Linked DNA regions of Mus musculus: all the other regions are linked to region 1. The links are chromatin loops, found by intact Hi-C in ENCODE. Cell type or tissue: gastrocnemius. All regions are shown on one strand.

Region 1 (8,000 bases):
GTTTTCTGAGAGGTCTGAACTATGATCGAGTAGGAAGGGCCACTGCTCGGGGTGCCTTCCCAGGGAGCCCTGACATGCACTTCTGCCTCTTTTGGGAACACCTGAGGTTCTGAGGAATGTCCTGTTGGCATAAGCAATTCATAAAGTACTCTGCTTGGCTAATTAGCAGTCAGATAACTTGATGTTGCTGTGGAATCTAAGCTACTTCTCCTCTATCCCTCTACCAAGAAGCCAGGACATATGCGCTTGCATCTTTGTCCAATCATTCTATCCAAAGCAAGGCAGCATATATATCATCCCCAGGCTAGAAAGCAGACTCCCTCCAGTTTAGCCATATTCCGTTGAGGTCCCACCTCCATACGCCTGCAAGGGGCTAAGGATGAAGCCCAGGGCCACAGAACCACTAGGCAAATGCTCTCCCACTGAGTTCCATCTCTAGCCTGGAGCACATTGTGATTTTGAAGGCTGCAGTTAGTGAAAGGCATTCTTTAGCTGTTCTTTCTGCCACCCTTCCATGGCCCAGCCTTTACCTGTCTTCCTGTGTCCCAACTTCCACTACACTGGCAGGGAATCCCTGAGAATCACTGGTGCTAATGGTCTCCATCTATACTCCCCTTTGTTGATCTGTGGGGTGTGAACTCAGCATGTGGGGTGGCTGGGCTATGGGGTACATTCTATGTATATCCCCAACACCTCTACCCTGGAAGCAGGTCCGGATCTTAACCCAGCAAAACACCAATCTACATCTTGTTAACCTTTGCTTCGGTTGAGTTGGCTCCTGAATGGTTGTTTTCCTAGGGTGGCTGAGACCCATTTACTAAGCCTCGTTGGTTTTATTTTGGCTCTAGCTGCACAGTTTCCGAAATCTATGCATCTGGAGTAAGCATTTTCTGGTCGCCACTGAAAAGCATGCTGGCAGATTCTGCTCTGATAATTGCTGTAATAAACACACTTTATTACGTCCCTTTGCAGCAAGTGAATTATGTTGTCAAGGCGTGTGGGGTATCTGTGTTGATTTCACACTGTAATACATAGCAGAAGCCAAACTCGTTCGTGCCGATCTGAGAAGAGGGAAAATGAAGCTGTGTAGGAAAGTCAGGAGTGTGTGCACAGGCGAGGAGACCTGGGGGACACCGGAGGCCCTGGTACTATGAGCCTCATTTGTACTGTCTATAAACTGAGAAAAGCCAACCTCCTGCCTCCTAGCATCTCAGGAAACTAGTGGGTCTCGAGCTGGAGAGCGGTAATGGTTTAGAACTGCCCTATGGTCTCACGGCTTACAGCTACTTTAATATAAAATAAAGATCTTTACTTGGGCTTCTCAGAACTATTGACAGAATGCGTGATTGTCGGTCTTGCAAGGAAAGAAAGTCTGAGCTGCATTCAGAACAAAGATTACCAGGTGTTATGAATTATATATCATTAGAGCTCTAAAAAGGATGGAGGGGGTAGGGCAGAGATTCTACTTACTGTGAGGAAATGGGGCCCCAAAGAAAGGACAGAGAACCTAAGCCATCAGCCATAGCCTCAAAGCCAGCCTTCTATAAGGAAGGGCTGGTTTAAGGCAAGTCACGTGACAGCTGTACATGAATTGATAAACTATGGTCTTTAGGCAGGATCTTTCTCTATTGCCCAGGCTGGCCTAGGTACTTACTCTGCTACCTGGGGTGGCCTCGGACATCTGATCCTCCTCCTTGAGCTTCCTGAAGGCGGAGGATTACAGATGATGCGCAGTTTTTGTAGACAGCAGTGGACTGACTGGTCATGGTCAGGATGGCTCTCTTCTCCCAGCTGAGCTTCCTTAATGCCTGGCACAAGGTATTCATGAAGGCTTAACCAGGACAGACCTACATCCTATGCTTTTGACTCAACTGTCAGCTTGCATGCTTGCCCGCTGCTATCTGCATCCGTTTTCACCCTGAAGAAATGAGTGCTATTGTTCATTGAATTCATAAAGTCAGTATTGAATCCTGACCCTGAGCAGGACACTGTGGGCGCCACTGAGGAGAAACAGGATGTCAGCGGTGCCCCCACTCCTTAGGAACTCGAGACATGACAGAAAGCAACATGACAAGACTCAAGGATCCTCTAGGCAGAGCTCAAGCAAAGTGCTTCGGGGCTTGAGAGCCAGGAAAAGCTTCTCAGAGGAGATGGGTTCGGAGCTGAGCCTGGCTGTATGCACAGGCGAAAGCCAATATGGTATTACCATGTTGTGGGAGCCTCTTCTGTCACAAGTGAGTCCACTTGTTCCCAAGTTCCTCTCGGCCCCCAGAGTCTGACTCCTGGCATTGCATTAGTGCTTTGACACAAACCTTTGATCCTACAGGGTTAACATTCAGGAGGGAGGAATGCTGTGTGACTAACAGACATTTCCCAGCACCAGCGGCTGCCTCAGAGGTTCTCCTGGGACAGGAAGGGGGAGAAACAAACCCGAGAGCAGGGCTGGGGAGATGGCACAGTGGTTGAGAGCACTGCTCTAGCAGAAGACCCGGGTTCAGTTCCCAACTCTTATATGGAGCAGCTTACAAACTGCTCGTAACTCCAGTTTCAGAGGATCCAGCGCCCTCTTCTGTCCTCCTCAGGTTCCTGCATGTGCATGGTGCTCATAGGGACAAGCAGGCATAGACAAAAACCCATACATGAAGATAAAATGTAAAGTACCCGAGAGCATCAGTGGACACCTAACCAAGGGCACAGGACACTGTCTGGACAGTGAAGGACAGACCACGCTCAGCATGGACTCTGACAAGGTATTCATAAAGGCTTAACCTGGGACAGACCCACATCCAATGCTTTTAGTTCAAAAGTCAGCTTGGAAGCTTGCCCTATCTGCTCTGTCTCAGACCGTGCTGGGTATAAATACCGGAGCATACACTGGTTCACACTCCAACCTTCCTTCCTCTCATTCTTTCACATTTTGTAAGAGATAGTTTGGAAATCTCAAGGACAACGTACACTCTGTCCCTTCCTTCTGTTGTCTGACTAGAAAGACAGAAAGAGCAGGCTGGCACGGACACTCAAAGTGTCCTTGATGGTCCTGGCTTTATCTTAGATGACTCGCTGGTGTCCTGATAGACCTCATTCCCTACCTATAGAGAGGATGACTGCTGCCCTTCCATCACAAGATGGCTTATGGGGACAGGAAGAGACTGAGGTTCCCAGCTCCATGTTCTAATTGTGCTTGCCTACTGAAGCTGCTTCATGTCCCACAGGTCTCTTAGCCACTTGTAAAATGCAGAGAGTAAAACGCCCCTTGAGTTTCTGTGCCGCCTGCGGTGTGGTATGTTGAAAGGGAATTCTTCCGCGCTGAGTAAGGTAACTTTGTTCAGGCGTTCTCCTAGCTTAGTACCTGGCCCTGGGCAGGTAGGTGTTCAAGATACGGTAACTGAGACGCTCGGTTGGAAGCGTTACAAATAGCCAGTCTGCCTTTCGTATCTCTCACATGTTCTACTGTAGCTAGCGCAGTGCTGGGTGTAGAGGAGAGACTTAGTAAATACAGGTCAAACTGAACTGAAGACGGGTAGGTATGGGGTTGTGAGGAGGGCTGCGCACGCCTGTTAATCCCAGCACTGAGAAGGCTGAGACACAGGATTGTGAATTGAAGGGCAGTCTGTGATAAATAGCAAGGTTCATCTCAAAACTGCAAAAACAGGAATGGTGGGTGCGGTGTGGTGTGTTGGAAGGGAATTCTTCCACTGCAGTGTGCTGAGTATCCTGCAGGAGGCGCTCTAGTCATCTCAGCCTCAGCGGAGCCGGGGTGGGGTGGGGTGTAGGATTGGCCCGGGGAATGGGAGAAGCTCGAAGGAAAAACAGCCCCACGCGTCACTCACATATTTACATCGCAACTGTCAAAACAGTTATTTTTAAGTCGAGTTCCGTCTGCCACGAGTTTAAAACCAAGCTGCGCGGGGGCGGCCTAATGCGCGTGCGCGAAGCCTGGGACCAGGGAAGGTGGCGTCAGGAATTTTGAGGGGTGTGTGCTTGCATGTAGCAGCTCTTCTTTTGGCCACTTTACTCTTAGCTCTGGGAGCTGTGTCTTCAAGATGATGGGTCGGCCGTTCCTGTCCTACAGGAATCAATCAAAGTCTGTAAGGACAAGAGGAAACTGTCCAGTTTTCATTTCCTCTGTCCGTGTCCATGTGTCCCGGGACCCTGACAGCCCCCAACCTGTAAGTTTTCTGCACCTATACCCTCCTAGTTACAAGGTGGGTCAATTTCCACTGCCAAGAGAGCCATCAGAGCCTCTATGTGGAAGCCTGAAGTTGACATGACCCACATTCATTGGCCCTATAAGCCATTCCGAGGAGGACACAAACTGAGGAATTCTATGTGGGTTGGTCAGCACTGGGGTGGGCCTAACCCTTGGGTCAGAAAGCAGCAGAAAAAATGACTTGCTCCCCAATGTCAGGCCTGTAGAGAATTCATTTTTCTCTGGAAAGAGAGGGGCCCGTAGATTTGACACTCTCAGGATGCTTCTGTCCCTCTCGCTCCCTGCTCAGGGGCAATGGGATTTGAGACAGACGCTGGCTGGCCCTGCTGCCATCAATATGTGTCCCAGCCCTGTCCAATGTCTGCTCTATAATGAGTAGTGTTTCGGAATGTCACCTCCATTAATGGGGAAGCGACACCTGTGCACAGCCAGAACCACCTCTCTGTCTTCATTAGGCAGTCCACAGCCTAGCTGCAGGCTGCTCTGGCTCTGTGACAGATGACAGGCAGAGGAGCGAGAGCAGCAGGCTCCTGCTGTCCAGGATTCATTCGCAGACAATGACCCCGAATGCCCCCTCCCCCCAACAAACACCAAAATAGACAGCTGAGAAAAATGTCCTTCTGGAGCAAGGCACAGCAAGGACAGTTAATAGCTAGAAAGCAGGCTTAAGGAACAGAGGAGCAAGTTCCTGGGACAAGCGCCTTTTCTTGTCTCTGATCGCCTATTTAGGGTGGGTTATGGGGTCTCTGCCTCTTTAGCATTCCAACTGTCTTCACAGGCCGCGTTTTTTGTTTTTTTTGTTTTTTCCTCTTCTCATAAATCTGTTTGTTTGCTATGCAAGTCACAGAATGAGATTAGAACTGATGTTCTGACTCTAGATTTCTGTCCATCCCGGGCCTGCACGTAGTCTCCCAGTAAACCCCTGTTCCCTTTAATACTTTACCTTCTTGCCCTCCTAACATAATGGGGCAGCCACATGAGCAGAGCCATAGAATGGCTGGAGATATCGACATGGCTTCACAGGACCCCTATTCCTGTAAAATCTGTCCTTTAAAAAAAGGCCAGAATAGCCAGGCAGTGGGGGCGCACACCTTTAATCCCAGCACTTGGGAGGCAGAGGCAGGTGGATCTCTGAGTTTAAGGCCAGTCTGGTTTAGAGAGAGAGAGAGAGAGAGAGAGAGAGAGAGAGAGAGAGAGAGAGAGAGGGAGAGAGAGAGAGAGAGAGAGAGAGAGAGAGAGAGAGAGAGAGAGTTAGTTCCAGGTGAACCAGGGCTACACAGAGAAACTCTGTCTTGAAAAATCAAAACTAAAAGTCTAGCATGACGGGACCTGAAGACAACCGCAGCACCCAGGAGGATGAGCAAGGGAATCAAGAAGTCCAGGTCAGGACTGGAGAGATGACTCAGCTGTTAAGGGCACTGACTGCTCTTCCAGAAGTCCTGGGTTCAATTCCCAGCAACCACATGGTGGCTCACAACCATCTGTAATGGGATCTGATGCCCTCTTCTGGTGTGTCTGAAGACAGCAACTGTGTACTCACACTCATAAACAAGGAGAAGAAGGAGAAGGAGAAGGAGGAGGAGGAGAAGGAGAAGGAGAAGGAGAAGGAGAAGGAGAAGGAGGAGGAGGAGGAGGAGGAGGAGGAGGAGGAGGAGGAGGAGGAGGAGGAGAAGGAGAAGGAGAAGGAGAAGGAGAAGGAGAAGGAGAAGGAGAAGGAGAAGGAGAAGGAGAAGGAGAAGGAGAAGGAGAAGGAGAAGGAGAAGGAGAAGGAGAAGGAGAAGGAGAAGGAGAAGGAGAAGGAGAAGGAAAGAAGAAGAAGAAAGTCATCCAGGTCAGCCTGGGCTATGTGGTGATACCCTGTCTCAAAAAACCAAAGCAAGCCAGGCGTGGTGGCGCACGCCTTTAATCCCAGCACTCGGGAGGCAGAGGCAGGCAGATTTCTGAGTTCGAGGCCAGTCTGGTCTACAAAGTGAGCTCCAGGACAGCCAGGGCTATACAGAGAAACCCTGTCTCGAAAAAACAAAAACAAAACAAAACAAAACAAAAAAACAAAAACAACAAAAAAACCCCAAAACCAAAGCAGAGAGCTGAAGAGAGCAGATTTGGGTCTCAGAACCATAGGTAGCTCAAGTGTCTGTAATTGTAGACATCCAGTTGCAGATGATTGGATGGTTTCTCCTGGTAAGATATACCTACAGGCACAACACCATAAACATAAAATAAAAATAAATTTAAAATTAAAAAAAATAAAGCAAGGCTTGATAGAAGGTTGTGCAAACATAAGAACATGAGTTTGGATCCCTGGCACCATGTAAAAGCTGCATGTCTCCTTTGTCTCAGCACTGGGCTGGCGTAGCCATGAGGATCCTTGGACCCCATTGGCCATCCAGTCTGGCTTCTGGCTGAATTGGTGTGATGAGAGACTGTTTCAAAAACTAAAGTGAATTCGAGACCAGCCTGATCTACAGATTGAGTTCCAGGACAGCCAGGCCTACACAGAGAAACCCTGCCACCAACAGCAAAGTGAAGAGCTGGTTCAGCGGTTTAGAATACTTTACGCTCTCACAGAGGACCTGGATTTGGCTTGCAAGTACCTCATGGCGACAAACGCCCATCCCAAATTCTAGTCCTATCCTCTTTGGCCTCCATGAGACACACATGCAGTACACTTCTGTACATGTAGACAAAACATCCATACACACAAAATAAACATAAATGCATTTTTAAAATAATGTAAAGAGACATAGCTGCTGATAGTATGAGTCTCCCATAACCTCTTTTCCTGGCATGAGGAAAGGCGCCTATGACTATGGCGATATTCAAGCCACACACCTGAGTCCACACATCTCCCCACCCTGCCTTGGATCCACCACCACTTCCTTTTGTCTCTTCTAAATCCCATTACATGGACTGCGTCCATTGGCTATTGCCTGAGACTAAGGATCCTTTCCTGCTGGGCCTCTGCAGGCCCCTCTGTCCCTCACTCTATGCTGCTCTAATCACCCCGACTCTCCATCGACTGTGAACCATGGTCCTCCCGACCCACTCCTCCCCTTCCCATATCCTGTCTCTATATTGCTCTATGAAAGGTCCTAGTTCACTCCATTTGCTTGCTGGTCTGCCTTCTCCTCCTATGCCAACTGGTCCAGGGAACAGGTACCACAGACACTTTACACCCGAATCCCTAGCAACAAGAACGGGGGCAGGGCGCGTAGTCAGACTCAGGAAGCACTTGTTGGACAAATGAATGAATGAACAAATGAATGAGTGGCCTGCTGCAACCTAATGCATCCATGCACCCTGCTCTGCAGCATCCTTATCAGCCTCTCCAGAGGAGCTTGAGGGTCCTTCTCAGATGTAGCTCTCTTGTCACGCACTCCCCTAAGCCCTTTGGTGGCAAGATTGGTGAGATGTTGACACCTATTGCCGGGAGCCCAACAAATGCTACTCATACTGGTTTCATTATATGTGGGTGTCGTTTTACATCCCCAAATGTGCTTAACTTGTTTTTAAAAGTACAGAAACAAACAAAAGCTTTCAGTAGCTCCCACCGTCTCAGAACAAAGCTCTTCAGTGGGCTTCTGAGGCCTTCTGCAGACTGGCCCCTGCCAGTCAGCCTTTCTGGCTGTCCAGCTGCCTCCAACCCTCACAATGCTCAGGAGACATCCCCACCTCATAGTCGTAGGGCAGCTATGGCTCCCTGGAACCAAGGTTTCTGTTCCCCTTGGTGAGTACAGAGTGGATGAGCACAGTCCTGCACTTCTAGAGAACAGAGCCTGGCTGGAGATCC
Region 2 (8,000 bases), 140 kb after region 1:
CCACCTGTGATCCCAGTTCTGGGGGGAATCTAGTGCCCCTTCTGGCCTCCTCAGGAACTGCACACAGGAGGTGCATGTACAGACATGGTCGGGGAACATACTCATACTGATAAAATAAAAATAATTCTTTTTAAAAAGTGGTTTTCAATCATCATTATTAAGGAATTATCAGCAGAGCAGACAGACAGCCCACAGAATGGGAGACCATCTTTATCAGCCATACTTCAGACAGGGACTGACAGAATGTACGAAGAACTGCAGAAATTAAATACCAAGGAAATTAAACTGCCAATCAACAAATAGGCTAATTAAATGAGCAGACAGTTTTCAAGAGAAGAAACACAAAGAGCCAATAACTGTTTTTAAATGTGTTCAACATCTCTTATCGTCGGTGAAATGCAAATTAAAATTACTTTGAGATTGCTCCTCATCCCTGTCAGAATGCTGTCACCAAGAAATTTGATGAACATGTAAGAGGATGTGAGGAAAAAGGAGCCACTGACTCAAATCCAGCCTCTGGCTCCTCCCAGCCTGGGCTTTCCAGCAGTGAGGACCTGCCTGATGGTCCCAGACAACCCCATACCCCGGCATCCCAAATAAGCAGGATCCTGATCATGGGTCTCCCATGGGCTTTCCTCTCTCTGTGGTGGGATTCTTCCACACAGCACCTTATCCTATCTTGTCTGAGCCTCCAGGGCCTGATAACTCATTAGCTGTATCTGTGTCTCCCTCTCAAGTTCTCCAATTAAGATGAGAACTTAGAATCCCAGAGAAGTGATGTAATGATGTGTGTGTGGACACTGGGATATGTGCTTGTATAAGAGCAGTTTTGTATACATGCAGGTGATGGTGTGTGTGTGTCTGTGCAAAGGCTAGAAGGAGCATCAGATCCCCTGAAACTAGAATTACAGATAGCTGTGAGCTGCCACATGGGTCCTGGGAATCGATGGGTTCTCTGAAGAGTAACCAGCCTTCATAACCACTGTACTGACTCTGCAGCCCCTCAGCCTGCTTTCTTATATAACCCAGAACCATCAGCCCAGGCATAACTCTGCCCAGGAGCAACGCTACTGTCCATATCAATCACTAGTCAAGACGATGCCCACAGACGTGCTCACAGGCCAATCTGATGGAGGCAATTGCCTCCTCAATGAAAGTCTCCTCTTGTTTGATAACTCCAGCTTGTGTCAAGTTGACAAAACTAACCAGTACATGGTACATGCTTGGATGTTTGTGCTGGCGTTCTTGTGTGTGTGAAAGTGCCTATTTGCCTATGTATGTGTAACTACATGCATATGTGTACCTGTGCATACATGGCACATAGTTGTGTTCATATGTGTTTATACATTTGTGTATGTACGTATTATGTAAGTGCATGTTTCTGTGTCTGCACATGTGTGTGGACACATGTGAATGTATGTGTGTGCTTGCATGCACCATTGTGTGCCTGTATGCGTGTGTGCACATGTGTGCATGTGTTTGCATTTTCATAGATGTACATGTGTATCTATGCATATGCTTGTATGTATGTCTTCTTATGTCTATATGTGCACGTGTACACATTCTTTTGTGTGTGGTTGTGTCTCTGTGTTCATGCATACCCAGGTACGCAAAACCAGATTTCCGAGATTGAAATGAACCTAAGGCTAGGTTTAAGGTCATTTGCCTTATTGGGGGAAACCCTAAGAGCCACAGTGGGAAAAGTGGAAAAAAATCAGGACCACCCGTTAGCACCTTTCTCTTCAGCTGTGTCTCTCAGGACTGAGAAGGTGAGGGGGAAGATAGGTCAAAGTCGGCTGGTTGCAGCAGGTCTGTGATGGGAACTTCTTTCTGGAATGAATTCAATTAGTTATCCATCTCAAAGGAAGTTAAACTTTCTCTTCCTGCCTCCATCTTCTGAGTGTATGATAAATAGTCAGAGGACCACCTCCAAGTATAGCTCAAGACCTTTCCTGACACAGCTAGTGGCTTCTCAGCTGGGGGATTGATGTGAGGAAGTGGCCTTTCTGTAGCCAAGACAGGGTCTGGCCACCGCATTTACTGGCCTTTGGCTTCTATCCAGTGAGTTGAAATTCCCATAAGGGTAAGGAAAGAGGCAACCACGAAGCTTCAGATGAGATGCTTAACGGGGTACAGAGCCAGGATCCCCAAAGGCAGACTGGGGAAGAGCCTTGGGGTACTTTTGGAACAAGAGTCAACTTGATAAGTCCTTCCTGTAGGCAGGGATGTGGCAGAAGTGACCTTTTCAGCAGTGATGGGCCCAGGCCACTTCATCCAGACGGTCACTCGGCGAACTATGTCAGGGCTGGGTTGTCAGCGTGGGAGTGCTCTCCTGGAGGCTCTGTGTATAAGAGGGAGTGCTGCTGTCCCCACCCAGACTGCCCTTCTGGCTGCTTGGGTGACTCAGGACTTACCAACACGTCTGGATATGCTGTGCAAGCCCCACCTCCTCTCCTCCCTTGACACCATCCCAGCAGGTCTTGGGGCCCATGGCCTCTTCCCATGTTCATCTGAGAGTTGTCAATAAGCTTTCAAGCCACTTCACTCTGGCTGCTTCCTTGTCTAGCCCTGGTGGCAAATCAGAGTCCCTGTTGGAGTCCTAGATGGGTAGGAAATCTCCTGGAAATAGCTCCCGAGGGGGTCATTTTGGGGCACTGTGGGACCACACCCACTCCTGACACCTCTGTGCCTTGCCAAATCCTACTCGATGGGCAATGTAGACATCATTTCCTCTCAAGTGTAGGGGCTGACAGTCTTGACTCAAATCCACACACCTTGACTTTGGAACTCACTCTCTTTCCTAGACACCACACCTGCTAGAGGAGGGAGGGCCCCGCACAGATACATTTGCAGGGCTTTGATGTCGGCTCAGGACAGGTGGGTCTCATCTTCTAGGAAGCCAAGCTTCTGCTGATTAGACTGAGGGGAGAGACTTAGACAAATCAGCAGGCTCTTAGTCTGGAGGAAAAGGCTCCTGGGTCTTCAGGTCAGAGGTGTTGCCAGTGTCACCCTGTGTGTCTTTACAGAGTCCACCTCAGTTCCTCCAAGGAGTTCTGGACCTGCCACCCGGCGTTAGTGTTGAGGTGGAGTGGTCATTCTTTGGGTTATTTCTCTACGTTCCAGGGAGTGTGCCATCAAGTTTAGGCATGCGATGTCTCACATGTCTCCTGTTACCACACCTGTGTACCAGAGACACCATTCTTACTGGCCGATGTGAGACAACAGCTGGGTGCGACAGGTCTAAGGCTAGTGGCAGTGTTGACTTTGAGCCCAGATCCGGGATTGACTGCAGGGCCTGCCTCTGCAGGAGAGGTTAGCCTGCCTGAAAGATCTGGTTATAGCTCCCCTTCCTCTTCCCGTGGTCCCAGTGTCTCCTCCCTGCCCTCACTCGGCAGCACAGACAAATCAGCTGTACCCCACACTAGGCCTGGGCTGCCTTTTGGGTTTGCAGAGCTTGCACTTGCTGCAGCTTTGTGACCCAAGAGGTTATCGAGTGGGCTGGCTCTGCAGCTACCTGCCCAGGAGAGAGAAGGCACCAAGTCTTTTTATCTGCCCCCACCCAAAGAGACCCAGGTAGTGGGTGTCTACCAGTCTGACTAAGCTCTCTAGTACCCTGGGGGTGAGACCTGCACTTGTGGGATAGATGCTCTGGGAAGGGCCTGCCTCTAGGTCTTGTAGTCTGAAGGAGGCAGACTACGAGTGGTAACCCTGACTCAATGTCTCACTCTCTGGACCTCAGGGAAGAGAAAGAAGTGGGGGATAACTCACCCTTCTTAAAAAAAAAAGAGGGAACACAAACAGACACAAACAGGGGAGCCTCCCTGAGCCCCAGGATGGCAGGGTTCTGTTAGGTGTCCCATTGTCTCCTGGCTGAGGGAAGTAAGCCAGTGCTTTCTTTGACAAAGATGCAGCTTGGGGGCCTGCACCTCCCTTAGGCTGTTTGCTTTGCAGCCTCAGAACTGACCAAGAATGACCTCTGCTTCCTCCCTGCTCCCTTTCGGTGTGGGCCGCAGCTGGCAGTGGCATTCAGAGCCAATTCTGGGAAGGCATCTGACCTTGGAAGGAATGTAGGAAATGTCTAGCCAGGAGCAGCCACCCCCTACCTGTGGCCCAAGAATGTGGGCTCTGGGCCACCTGTGGCCCCCAAGAGAGGTGCACATAGACACGTGGTTGGAAAAGAAAGGGGGTACAAGATCCAAGACTGGAATAGCTGGAAGGCTGTCTGGCAACACTCCTACGTAACAGAGGGCAAACTCTTGTGGTGGCAGCACTGTGCCCTCTCCGGTCTCTGGGTCCCCTGGAGCCTGAGGCCACAGACGCAGCTGCAATGTTTGCTTGTCAGACTCACAGGGCCCTGGGATACCAGCACAGAATTGACATGCACAGTGGCCACCTCCAGCCTGCTTTCCCGATGGGGAAACTGAGGCCCAGAGAAAGGCTGGGAGTTAATTACAGGGCACTAGTTATGTGCTGAGACCAAAGGTTGTTTTTTTTTTTTTTTTTTTTTTTTTTGGTTTATTTTTGTTCTGCTTTATCATAGCTCCTCTTGCTGCCTTCTCCTGCAAAGGGCCTACTGCAAATATCCACAAAGGTCCTGCTGGGAAGTGCTTTGGGGCTGTTAGGGGTAGGTGCTACAACCACAGGGCAGGCACTAAGTGCTAGGCCTCCACACCATACTTGGAAAGCTGGTACTCCCTGCCTCAGCTGAACAAGTGTAACAAAGCCAAGCTAAAGCCAGTAGCCTTGTGAGGACTTCGTCTTGAGAGAGGTTTTGGAGCACGGACTCTGCTGACCCCTTGTGGCTACAACTGGTCACAGCATCTATGGGCGCTTCTCCATTTCCCTTCTGGGAAGTGCTCCAACAAAGCTGGGGCTGGATGGATTGATAGGCATATCATTTAAGTTGCTCAGAGCAAGGCAGGTGAGTGTGTGTGTGTGTGTGTGTGTGTGTGTGTGTGTGTGTGTGTGTGTGTTCCTCATTCAGTATGGAAGACAACATCTGGCCAGCAGATGATACCCAGAATGCTTCAGTGTGGGGAGAAATCCTGTGATTTTTCAGAGACAGTGTAATCAGCAGACCTCAGACAGGATGGTTTGAAAACATAAAGGATATTTATTTCTTAGGAAGGTCCACCACAGCTGGCAGGCACTGCTTCTCCTGCTTCATGGATTCCTCTCTCCTGTTCTAAGAAATCCCCACTGTGCTTGGAAAGGCCCTCGGGGAGGCTGGGCTGTGCAGAATCGAACACAACACTCCAGAGCCTTAAGGAAATGACAAATATCCTCTTCCTCACAAACACACATATAAAATAAATAGATATATATATATAAAAGAGGCCATGCCCCTCCTGCCCATTTGCTGGGACAGCTTGGGAGAGCGGGCTGCATGGCCACACGCCCCTTCTTCCAGCCAGGACACCAGAGGATACATGGTCTGGAGTATGATGAACCAAGAATAAGTCCTGGCTTCAAAAGGAGGATGGGCAGGGTCCTCTCTCTGGAGCCCAGCTGGGCAGAAGTGAGGGAAGGGTGGGTACAAATAAATAAATAAGTAAATAAATAAATAGAACTCAACGTGATCCCAGAGGTCTAAGGGTTTGGGCTGGAGGCTCAGGGCCCTTGGGGCCTGTTTTTTTTTCAGAAAAACAGCACACCCGGTGACAGGCAGAAAGATGAGCAGAAAAAATACAAACCCAAAGTTACACCCCACAGCCTCCAGAAACCAGTCTCAAACCAGCTCAAGTGGAAGGAGAAGCAGGAGGAGGGGAGGCTGAGCTCCCAGTGGCTGTGCCAAGCCTGCCCTCTGGCCCCAAGGCTGGGGACCCTCCCCTTTCTGCACTCTCTAGGCTCAGCAGGGCCTCCCACTGGCTTTTATCCAGACCATCTCCATGGGAGGAAACTGTGGCTGCCTCCAGGATGGGCTCTTCCCTAGGGAAACTGAGACTGGCCTTCTATCTTAGTGGCTTACATGACTAGAGCATCCTCTTGTCAACCCAGAAAAGTCCCATGTGGCTGCAAAATAATTCAAATAATGCAGCCCTGGTGTCTCCCCACTGCTCCATTTGGCTGAGAGTGTCCCTGCTCCCTCCAGCCCAGAGCACCCTCTCTGAAACCTTCAGGCCGAAAGGGAGATGGTGTCAGACAGAAGCAGTGAAAAGAAGGGACAGTTAGGGGCCAAACAGGTCACATGACAGACCCCGAGGGACGCAGGAGCCCCGGGCCCTCCTGGAGATGCCTGTGGCTAGTGGGATCCGGAGAGCACAGGGTGGGGCGGCAGCCGCTCAGCTGGGCAGCAGCACATGCTCCAGGAGGTAGGTGAGGGAGGCCCAGTGCTTCCACAGTAGGAAGAGGACGAGGAGCAGGAGGGCGGTGCTGGTGATCCGGAGGCGCGTCTTCATGAGGGGGGTGATGAAGTTGGCAATGGTGGACACAAACACCAGCAGCACGGCCATGAGTGCCAGGATCACGTTGATGAACTTGCCCAGCAGGGCGCGCGCGTTGGCGTTCTCCACACCTTCTAACTGCACCACTTGCTGCTGCTGCTGCTGCAGTTCCAGCTTGGTGACTCGGGTCAGGCAGGACTCCACGGCCTCCTGTGGGGACAGAGGGTGGATGTGGAAGCCCAGGGTGGCTGAGACTAGACTGAGCCCAGTCCACCTGTGCTGATTCCAGTAGGGCTTCAGTGTGGCCTCAGGGGTAAGCTTGGAAGCTTGCTTTCTGCATGGCAATGTTAGGGTAGTGAACTTTTTTTTTTTTTTTTGGTTTTTTGAGACAGGGTTTCTCTGTATAGCCTTGGCTGTCCTGGAGCTCACTTTATAGATCAGGCTGGCCTCGATCTCAGAAATCTGCCTGCCTCTGCCTCCCAAGTGCTGGGATTAAAGGCGTACGCCACCATGCCCGGCTGGTAGTGAACTTTTAAAGTGTGTGTGTGTGTGTGTGTGTGTGTGTGTGTGTGTCTACTGTAAAGAAATAAGTCACTGGTGGGATTGCTGGACTCTGAGCTATATCTGAGTTACAAGATTTTGGGGGTCAGGAATAGTCTGACCCCCAAATCTCTCTGCCTCACCATGTGACACAGTCCCTGCCCTGGGGAGGCTATAGCTGTGAGGTCCTTACCAGCTGTAAGGAGAGGATGACTCCACACTCCAGTGAGAGCTGGGCAGACCTTTTCTCTTTACAAATTATCCAACCTCATGCATCTTGCTACTGTACCAAGAAGGTGGTAGCACATGGCCCCTCTTCACAGCCAAGGGCACAGCTAGGACTGGGAACAGAACTCTAATGAAGACTGTTTGAGGAGGATCTAAGGAAATGGAAGTCTTGCTTACTGATCCCAGCTCCATATTGAGGCAAGGAAATGCCTGGAAATAACAATTATTCATTTGTAAACCTGTCACCAAAAAGATGTGGCAAATGAAGGTGGCCTTTACCCACTGGTTTGCCTTTATATAGTGCACACACTTGGGCGAAGACTTACGTTGCTCTTATCTCTACCCCACGAACACTCCCCTCTTTGGCTTCCTGTACCAATTGGCCCCATGGATATGTTTCTGCTCGTCGTGTTCCATGTGATGTGTCCACCTCCACACTGTCACCTGTACCCTGTGCCTACAGATAGGGCAGTTGCTGTTGGCTCTGTCAGCATATTGGGACCTCCCCAGAGTGGTCCTGGCCATACCTGGATATCCCGGGCCCTCTCGTAGGACTGGTAGGCCACCTTCTCCTCCATGCTGGCCAGCTCCTGCTTTAGGTTGGTCATTTCATTCTGGTGAAGCTCAGTCAGGTCGTTCAGCTGTTCCTCCAGCCTCTCATACCTAGGGGAGAGGGGCAGGCAACACCACTTCTTTGGCTACTCAGCTCTTCTCTCCCCAGGACCAAGGCGCCAGTCAGTAGCGACATGCAGCCCACCCATGTGTCCAGTCCCGCTCTCATCTTAACCCCCGTGATAGCGCAGCATTTCTCTGTGACAGCCTTGTGCTAAGCATTGCCTGCATCACCTC
Region 3 (8,000 bases), 94 kb after region 1:
AGTGCCGGGGGAACTGAGCCATGTCTCTCTGTGGTCTTTTTCTTAGATTATCGAGTGTATGCCGCAGGAGGGATGGGCCTGGACCTACGTCCACACAACTACTTGCAACACTATGACATGCTGAAGGACATGTGGGTGTCACTAGCTCCCATGCCCACCCCAAGATACGCTGCCACCTCCTTCCTCCGGGGCTCCAAGATCTATGTGCTGGGTAAGGACAAGCTACTTGTTCATCTCCTCTCCTTGTTCCCTTGGGTGAGTTCCCTGGAAAGGGATGCCAACAGCCTGAGCATTTCATGGCCATGGGGGATAATCACATTGCCCTAGCCTTGAGGAGTCTTTCAAAGGACTGAATAACAGAAGAGCAAGCCCAGTCCTCTCTGTTCTCAGGAACTGCTTTTTTTTTTTTTTTTTTTAATTCACCCTCTACTCTCTACCCTGCCCCACCTCCCCACCTCCAGGGGGACGACAATCTAAGTATGCAGTCAATGCCTTCGAGGTCTTTGATATAGAGTCTCGGTCCTGGACCAAGTTCCCCAACATTCCCTGTAAACGGGCTTTCTCCAGCTTTGTGACCCTGGACAACCACTTATACAGCCTAGGAGGCCTGCGCCAGGGCCGTCTGTACCGGCAGCCCAAGTTCCTCCGGACAATGGATGTGTTCGACATGGAACAGGGTGAGCTGGGTCCCCATTCCCTTGGCTCCTTGCTCTCTTCTGACTGGTCCCCACTTTCCCCATCAGGACAGTCTCCCTGGGGCTGGCTGCTTACATATCCAGGCAGCCTTCTCTGAAGTCTGAGCATCCTTCCTAACTTACGGCTATGCTTGGAGTCAGATTCTTTTCAAGGCTCCTTTGGCCTGCTTGTCTGTTTTCACTATGGCCTTTCCTCTCCATCCCCAGTATTTGTGCAGGACCAGCTTAGGGAGGGCCTCTTCCTTTGCTGATGGAGAATCAGGAATCTTGATTACTCCTCTCATTGTCTTTAATCAGATTCCTGTGGGAAATCTAAATAGAACAGGGGGCTCACGGGAAGTCTGTATTTTAGACTGGGACAAGCACCCGAGAAGACCCAAGTGGTAGAGGGTGTCATTTCAATCAACAGGGCATGCTCCCTGCACCCTGGATGCCAGGGTGAATGGAAGGGGCGCGGCCACCAGGGTGAGAGCCACATGGGATTCATCTGTATTTGTTAGAGAACATTAGCGCCTAATCCTCTTTCTCTGTCCTGTCATTATGCGCGGCTTGCAGGGGGATGGCTGAAGATGGAACGCTCATTCTTCCTCAAGAAACGCCGGGCAGACTTTGTGGCTGGTGGTCTGAGTGGAAGGGTCATAGTGGCTGGGGGCCTTGGTAAGGATGGAGCATCTCCACTGTGCTGTGTTGTGGCCCTGGGACTTGGGAGGTCCTTGGCACTGCACTGGAGCAACGGATGGTACTGACTCCATGCGTACCTCCCACTGAGTTACTCCAAAGAATTCAGTGTGGTCTGGACTTGACCTTTCCATGGGCCCCATATATGTTCTTTCAATTTGGAAATAGGAAGATGGAGAGCTATAAATCATAAGGGACACATGAGCTCCTGGGCTGCACCCAGGTCCCTGAGTCCCTTTCTGGGGATAGATAGAGACAAAGGGAAAGTCTTCATCTTTCCTTGACCTAACGCCATTGTGGACATCCAGCTCTTTTAGGATAGCAAAGCATGTGATCAAATAGATGCTCCTAATTCTGGGTTTGAGCCCTCTCAAAGGCTGCCGCTATTTTGAAGGAAAGTCTGGGACTTAGAGGCACACTGAAGTCTTTAGGACACAGTGATAAAGGCAGTGTGTGTGTGTGTGTGTGAACAACCAGAGTTTACTCAGTGTAGACATACTCATTCATGAACAACTATATGGGCTAGATTATGAGGGAAGCTGTGTGTGTGTGTGTAAAATCAGGAGTAAGTATTCTAAAAACTTCTGATATCTAAGACAGGAAAAAACAATTCTATTTTTAAGATGAAAAGGAAAAGAAGGGACAAGGGACAAAGTTTTTGCTTCTGGGTTGGGAGATGGTCACTGTGGGACATGGCTTGGTGGCTGGGCTCCTTGGTCTAAGGTCTGATTCCCCTGTTGCTTTCAGGAAACCAGCCCACTGTCCTGGAGACAGCAGAAGCATTCCACCCTGAGAAGAACAAGTGGGAGGCACTCCCCCCCATGCCCACGCCCCGCTGTGCCTGCTCCAGCATTGTCTTCAAGAACTGCCTCCTGGCTGTGGGGGGTGTCAGCCAGGGACTGAGCGATGCGGTAGAGGCACTGTTTGTCTCTGACTCCTAGCTGGCCGGAGCAGCACCTTTGCCTGGTCAGCATCACTCCAATCCTGACATGAGGAATGGTCTCATCAAAGCAGTTTGGACTACTTCCTCAGGCTCCTACTCCTGTGAAGAGACAGAGAGGTCAAGCCCTGGGGCTCTCAGTGACCTCTCTCTAACCCTGCACTCTCAGAAAGCAGAGCTGACTCCGCCAGTCAGTCAGTGCTGGGCTGTGGACTGGGGAGAAGCTTCACTCAGTGCTCAGACACAGCAGGGCAAAGTTCCCTCCTCTCGTCTACCTCGTGAGGTGGAGGGCATTGCCACCCAGAGGGAGATCCTTGTTGTCCTTCCCCATCTCTGAGGTAGTTTGAGTGTCGTGAGAGATAAACTAATGAAGAACAGGGCACCCCCAATCCCTTGTTTCTCTTTGGTTGACATCCATTCCCCATATAGAAGTCAACTGTAGACCTGCCCCAGATCTCACCTACCTATCAGGAATTGCACTTGAAGCTAGGGCAGTTGTGTAGGAAGGAAGCTGGGGGCTCACACACCAGGCCAACAGCTTTGGCAGAAGAGACTCTTCCTCTCAGGTCCCAGTTGGGCATGTGATGATGGAGTGTCAATATCTTCTGTATTCTGCCTTCTGCCACCTTCTCCTGACCTGAGGCCTGGCCACTCTGTGTCCCAACAGCTCTCAGAGTGTTTCTGCGTGAAACTGTCTCATTTACATACACTGTGGCTTCCAAATCCACAAAGGGTGGATTAATTGCACTCCGGTTAATAACAGCAGCACAACAATTGGCATCTTTATCCCTGTCTTCTTTGGACCCTGGAGACAAGGCAGGAGGGTCCTGGTTTGTAGATAGAAAACCCCATGAGATCATCTCCCACCGTGTTCTCCCGAGAAAGAGGGACCCATTGGCCACCTGCTCTTGAAGAGTGCTACCTTCCCTAGGCCACAGCTGTCCCACTCTCAAAGAGCTCAAAGAGAAAACCAACCAGTTTTTCCTTCTCTTGGTACGCACACATATGTTTGGCCAAGGTTGTGACCATTCAATCTTTTCTAGGTTATACCCATGTCTAACCTTGATCAATTCTGCTGAAGCTCATTTTAGGCAAAAGATGAAAGACCTGTTAATTGACTTAAAAGCAATTGGGTGGCCATAAGGGGGTCAGAAGGATGGATGGATGTGCCTTCCCTTTGGCCTACACAGCAGCTCTTTGTGCTACTTCCCAGTCATTCATATTGGATTAGGATCTAGCTTGGGGAAGAGCACTTACCCAGCATGCTCAGGGACCTGAGTCCCATCCTCAGCACAGAAAGCAAACTGAACTAGCTCTGAGTTAGCCCTGAGGACACCAAGAATAATGACTCCCCAGCCCCCACCCCTGACCCCCAGGCTGTGGAAGAGGCAGGGCTCAGGTGATTAATTGCCTCCCAAGGAGCCAGAGCTGGAGGATAGCCTATCAGGGTTTCAGGGGTCAGAGGCCCTTCTTTCTGGTGGTGGTAGGGGTCATACTCCCCGCTGGATCTTCAAGGACCTAGTGAAACCTGGATCATGAAGGGAGGTGGGTTGTTGGCTTTATCTTTGGGTGCCAGGAGGACACTGCCACCTGCTGGCCTAGCAGTTTTTTCCTCACTGAGGTGAAGCGGAAGATTGTGGCCTCTAATGAACAGACCACAAAAGAAACCTCCATTGCTTATGGATCCAATACCGTTAAGTACCCCTGAACTAACCATTAGAAAAAAAAGAGTCGGGGAGCTACAGAGGACAGGTGGCTTCTCAGAGCAAGCTCCCTCTCCCTTTCCAACCTCTACTTCTGTCCTGCCCATATCATTCCCAACCCAAGAGGAGCCAAGCCATACCACATCTGAGGATAGAATTGGATCCTTTTAAGATAGTTGGAACCTTAGAGGCCCAGCAGGTTCTATGAGGTTGAATTAGATATTGACCTTATCAGAGCAATTTAAAGCTGGAGCTGGTATCTGTTAGGGTCACCCCTGCCCAAGGTCCATTGTGGGAAGACTAGGGATACCTCAGTGAGGGGTGAGGGAAGCCCTTGATGTCTGTGTTAAAACGTGTGGTTCTATATGCCTCACATCTCAGAGGGAGCACAGCCAACGACCTGCCTCAGGCCTCACACATCCAGTTGCCACAGGCCTCCCCTCACCACACCCTTCAGAAGGTCCCTTACCCTCCTGAGTTCCCAGTCTGTCTCACAAGGTGGTACAGTACCTGCTTCAGTACCCTGGTCAGCGCTGAGCACAGGAGGGGGTTGATGCCCAGCTGGGCAACATAATGAGACTCAGACTTCCAGAGTCAGAAACTGGACACGATGCTTACTTTTAGTTCCAACACTCAGAGGCAGGGGGATCTCTGTAAGTTTGAGGCCAGCCTGGTGTACATAGTAAATTCCAGGACAGTCAGAGCTACATGGAGAGACCCCGACTCACCCCATCCCCTCAAAATCAGGACTACTGAAAGGATTTAAATATTGGGGAGAGCATGTGGAAGAATGCAGAGGCATTTCTGGGGACATGAGACTGTAATGCAGGCCAGCAGATCCACAACAAAATCTCTACATGCCTTGTGGAAGAGTCTAGACTTCATGCATGCAGGAAATTAAGAGCAAATGAAGGTCACCATCACACCAAGTTCAATGAGCAGGGCAGGGAAAACAAGAATTTTCTGACTCCTGAACTCCTGCATCAAGCCCATGGTTAGAGCCGGGCCTCCCGAGAAAAGCGCAAGAGCAACACTTTTCCTGCACTGACTGGAAGAGCCCAAGGCAAGGCAAGGTCTGAGCTGACCCTGAGGGGAGCTGAGGCTTAGAGTGGAAAGCTTGGACCATGTTCTGGTGGTGGGTCTCCGGCCTTATTCCTTCCCCATCACAGTGCCAGTGGAAGGAGGCACGGTCCCCAGGGAAGGGGGGAGAGCCAGCCGGCGGCCAGAGCTGGATTCCCTGAGTGCCCTACACTGATGCCGAGAAAAGTTGTGCTCCTCTTGTGCTATGATCCTCTTTGTTTCAATGACTTGTTTCTCAAACGCTAAAGCTACTTGGGCTGCATGGGCAGCTGTGTACCTGCCTTTCAGAAGCCCCAGGGCCCTCGTGTGTTCTATGGAACAAAATGCTTATAATCCAGCTCCTACAGACTCTTGAGAGTGAACACTGCAGACATGCAGTCTATGTGCCTTGACTGCCTTAAGCCAGTTCCTGGCACTGCCCCCAGAACCCCCCTCCCCAACATCTACACTGCCTGTACTCTACTCTCCTTTCTCGCTCACACTTGCACCCTGCTCCCCTTACACGCGTACTCACCATCCACCCTCTCATTCAGACATGCCTCCCTGTGCACACTTTTCATGCAAATGGCCACCCACACTCAAGCACATCTTTACAAACACATCATACACGCCCCCTTATGGACATCTGTCATGCCCATAGCTTTGATTTCACACTCATGTAACTCATGTACACTTGCTCTCAATTGTCCGCTGTGGCCAGACTTAAAATTACCTCCCATCCCCACCCCATCCCCCCGGTTTTTTGTTTGTTTGTTTGTTTTTGTTTGAGACATGGTCTTACTGTGTAGCCCCCACCTCCACTAGCCTGGAACTTGCTATGTAGACCAGGCTAGCTTTGAACCCATAGAGATCTACTTGCTTCTGCTTTCTAAGCATTGGGATTAAAGGCATAGGCCGGCCACCACGCCTAGCTCAGAATCCTTTCAATTCAACCATTTGGCCATGTCTCCACACCCAGAATCTTTATCATTTGAAGGATGGACGGCTACAGCGTTCTGTGCTTCTTGCCAAGTCAGGGTCATCTGTTGCCCTGCCCTGCCCTGTCCCCTCTGTATCATCACTTCTCCCCCTAATGATTCCATACCACAGTTTGCCACTGGGGCTAGAGGAACTTTTAGAAACACACTTGGGCTGAGATCCTTCTGTGTTACCAGTGAGGAATCAGGCCTAAAGGTATTCTGTACTCTGACTCCTGAGAAAGCTGCCGAGCTCCACCATGGAGGGACTACCCGACCTTCCTCATTTGCCCTCTCTGCCTAGTACCTGGCTGATACCCTGCACAGTGCCAGCACAGGCTGCAGCAGAGTACGGATAAGTGAACAGCAGATTGTCCTTTCAGATGGCTTTCCCTGGGGATGAGCCAAGAAGGACCCAGTGCCTAAGCCCCACCCTAACCCCAATTTGACAAGACCTCTTCTCTTGCATAGACAGCTTGTGTGTGTGTGTGTGTGTGTGTGTGTGTGTGTGTGTGTGTGTGTGTATTCACGCGCGCGCACACTACCTCCATCCTTCCAAGAGGAAATAACTCACAGATGACTCAGAGGGTCTTCGGGAGGATGGATAGAGACAGAGAAGTGTCTGGACATTTGGTGCATGCAGGGTCTGAAGGCTGTGGAGAGTTAAAATTTGCCTTCTTGTTTGCCTATGCCATAAGGAACAGCCAGGTTGGACTCCAGGCTGGCCGCCAGTGGCCTTGGAGTTTGTGGGGGCTCCCTGGGTTCGTGAAGCTTTTCTTCTGGTTAACCTTGGATTAGGTGGCCACCGTTTTGGGGTGGTCCACCCTGCTCGCTCACCTGGACAAGATAAAGACTTGGAATCATTGTGCCTACTGCTCAACAGGAAATAAGCATTTGGTCCTTTTCTCCATCTCAAAAGTAAACAAATGTAAGAAAACAATGACATATAACTCTCGTTCCCAGAATCCCCTGCTCCACAGCCCCGACTTGAAGAAGGGGGATGACTGGGGCCTTCCTTTCTAGGTTGTTCCTGTTGGACCTGGGACAGGAGCTTCTAGAGCCTTAGTGAAGCAGGCTCCACCCTAGGCAGACCCTCTCCCTCACACAGTGACTGGCTTCCTTTGCACCCCCATCACCACACGAAATATTTAGTACCCTCTCTGCCCAGACTTTCACTGCATTCCCCCCACCCTTCTGGAGATCTTGGCTATAAATCTGACTGAAGGCTCAGTAACTCAACCTTCCCTTCAGCCTCCCAGCCCTCATAAAAGCCCCAGCCTCAGCTCCCCATAAAGGCTATCCTTCCAGCCTGCCCCTTCCCACTCAGCACTCCAGACTCCCTCTCTCCTCAGCCCCTCCCCATCTGCCTGTCCCGTCCACCCTGAACACCCCTCTGTGCGTGGCAAATGTAAGCCACTCCTTTTCTAGTCCTCTAGCCACAGTTTTCTGAGGTCTCTTCAGGTTGTGATGCTGTCACTAACCCATGTGTCCCAGGACATCCCAGAGAGCCTGTCAGGTGGGAACTATAGGTATAGCACAGAGCAATTAAAGTCAGAAATTCAGAAGCTCAGAGAAAGCACTGACTGTGAGAGGAAACTGTACCCTGCCCTCTTTCTTTCTTTCTTTCTTTCTTTCTTTCTTTCTTTCTTTCTTTCTTTCTTTCTCTCTCTCCCTTCCTTCCTTTTTTCTCTCTCTCTTTCTTTCTTTCTTTCTTTCTTTCTTTCTTTCTTTCTTTCTTTCTTTCTTCCTTCCTTCCTTCCTTTCTTTCTTTCTTTCTTTCTTTCTTTCTTTCTTTCTTTCTTTCTTCCTTCCTTCCTTCCTTCCTTCCTTCCTTTCTTTCTCTCTCTCTCCCTTCCTTTTTTCTTTCTTTCTTTCTTTCTTTCTTTCTTTCTTTCTTTCTTTCTTCCTTCCTTCCTTCCTTCCTTTCTTTCTTTCTTTCTTTCTTTCT

The links. Hi-C counts contacts between places; a loop is a spot of excess contacts. Peaks named below come from ENCODE experiments on the same cell type or tissue, not always from the same donor. Only the 100,000 strongest peaks of a DNase experiment are listed, where the experiment ranks them.
Region 2: a loop joins it to region 1, with 6 times the contacts of the local background. A loop is called at or near these places in 2 of 42 quality-filtered maps.
Region 3: a loop joins it to region 1, with 11 times the contacts of the local background. A loop is called at or near these places in 6 of 42 quality-filtered maps.

Annotation. Positions count from the first base shown.
Region 1 is chr1:132,208,584-132,216,583 of GRCm38, forward strand. It overlaps Gm29695 (a long non-coding RNA gene), which reads left to right. Exons shown (of 2, transcript XR_387385.4): 2 at 1-964. It also overlaps a transcript of Lemd1 not described here. Among named protein-coding and RNA genes, the nearest start is that of Lemd1, 14 kb to the right of the region's middle. In gastrocnemius, CTCF peaks have their summits at 2,570 (motif pointing left) and 3,717 (motif pointing right); DNase peaks (open chromatin) are centred at 2,543, 3,814 and 4,700; H3K4me3 peaks cover 519 bases; H3K27ac peaks cover 471 bases.
Region 2 is chr1:132,351,225-132,359,224 of GRCm38, forward strand. Tmcc2 (transmembrane and coiled-coil domains 2) reads right to left here. Exons shown (of 5, transcript NM_178874.3): 4 at 7,679-7,814; 5 at 5,091-6,593. The coding sequence ends at 6,282. It overlaps F730311O21Rik (a long non-coding RNA gene), which reads left to right. Exons shown (of 4, transcript XR_878527.2): 4 at 1-220. Among named protein-coding and RNA genes, the nearest start is that of F730311O21Rik, 13 kb to the left of the region's middle. In gastrocnemius, CTCF peaks have their summits at 37 and 4,793 (motif pointing left); DNase peaks (open chromatin) are centred at 4,172, 4,805, 5,809 and 6,404; H3K27ac peaks cover 1,454 bases.
Region 3 is chr1:132,302,479-132,310,478 of GRCm38, forward strand. Klhdc8a (kelch domain containing 8A) reads left to right here. Exons shown (of 5, transcript NM_144810.5): 2 at 47-211; 3 at 462-677; 4 at 1,251-1,352; 5 at 2,121-4,879. The coding sequence ends at 2,314. Among named protein-coding and RNA genes, the nearest start is that of Klhdc8a, 7.9 kb to the left of the region's middle. In gastrocnemius, a CTCF peak has its summit at 3,910 (motif pointing left); DNase peaks (open chromatin) are centred at 3,892 and 6,434.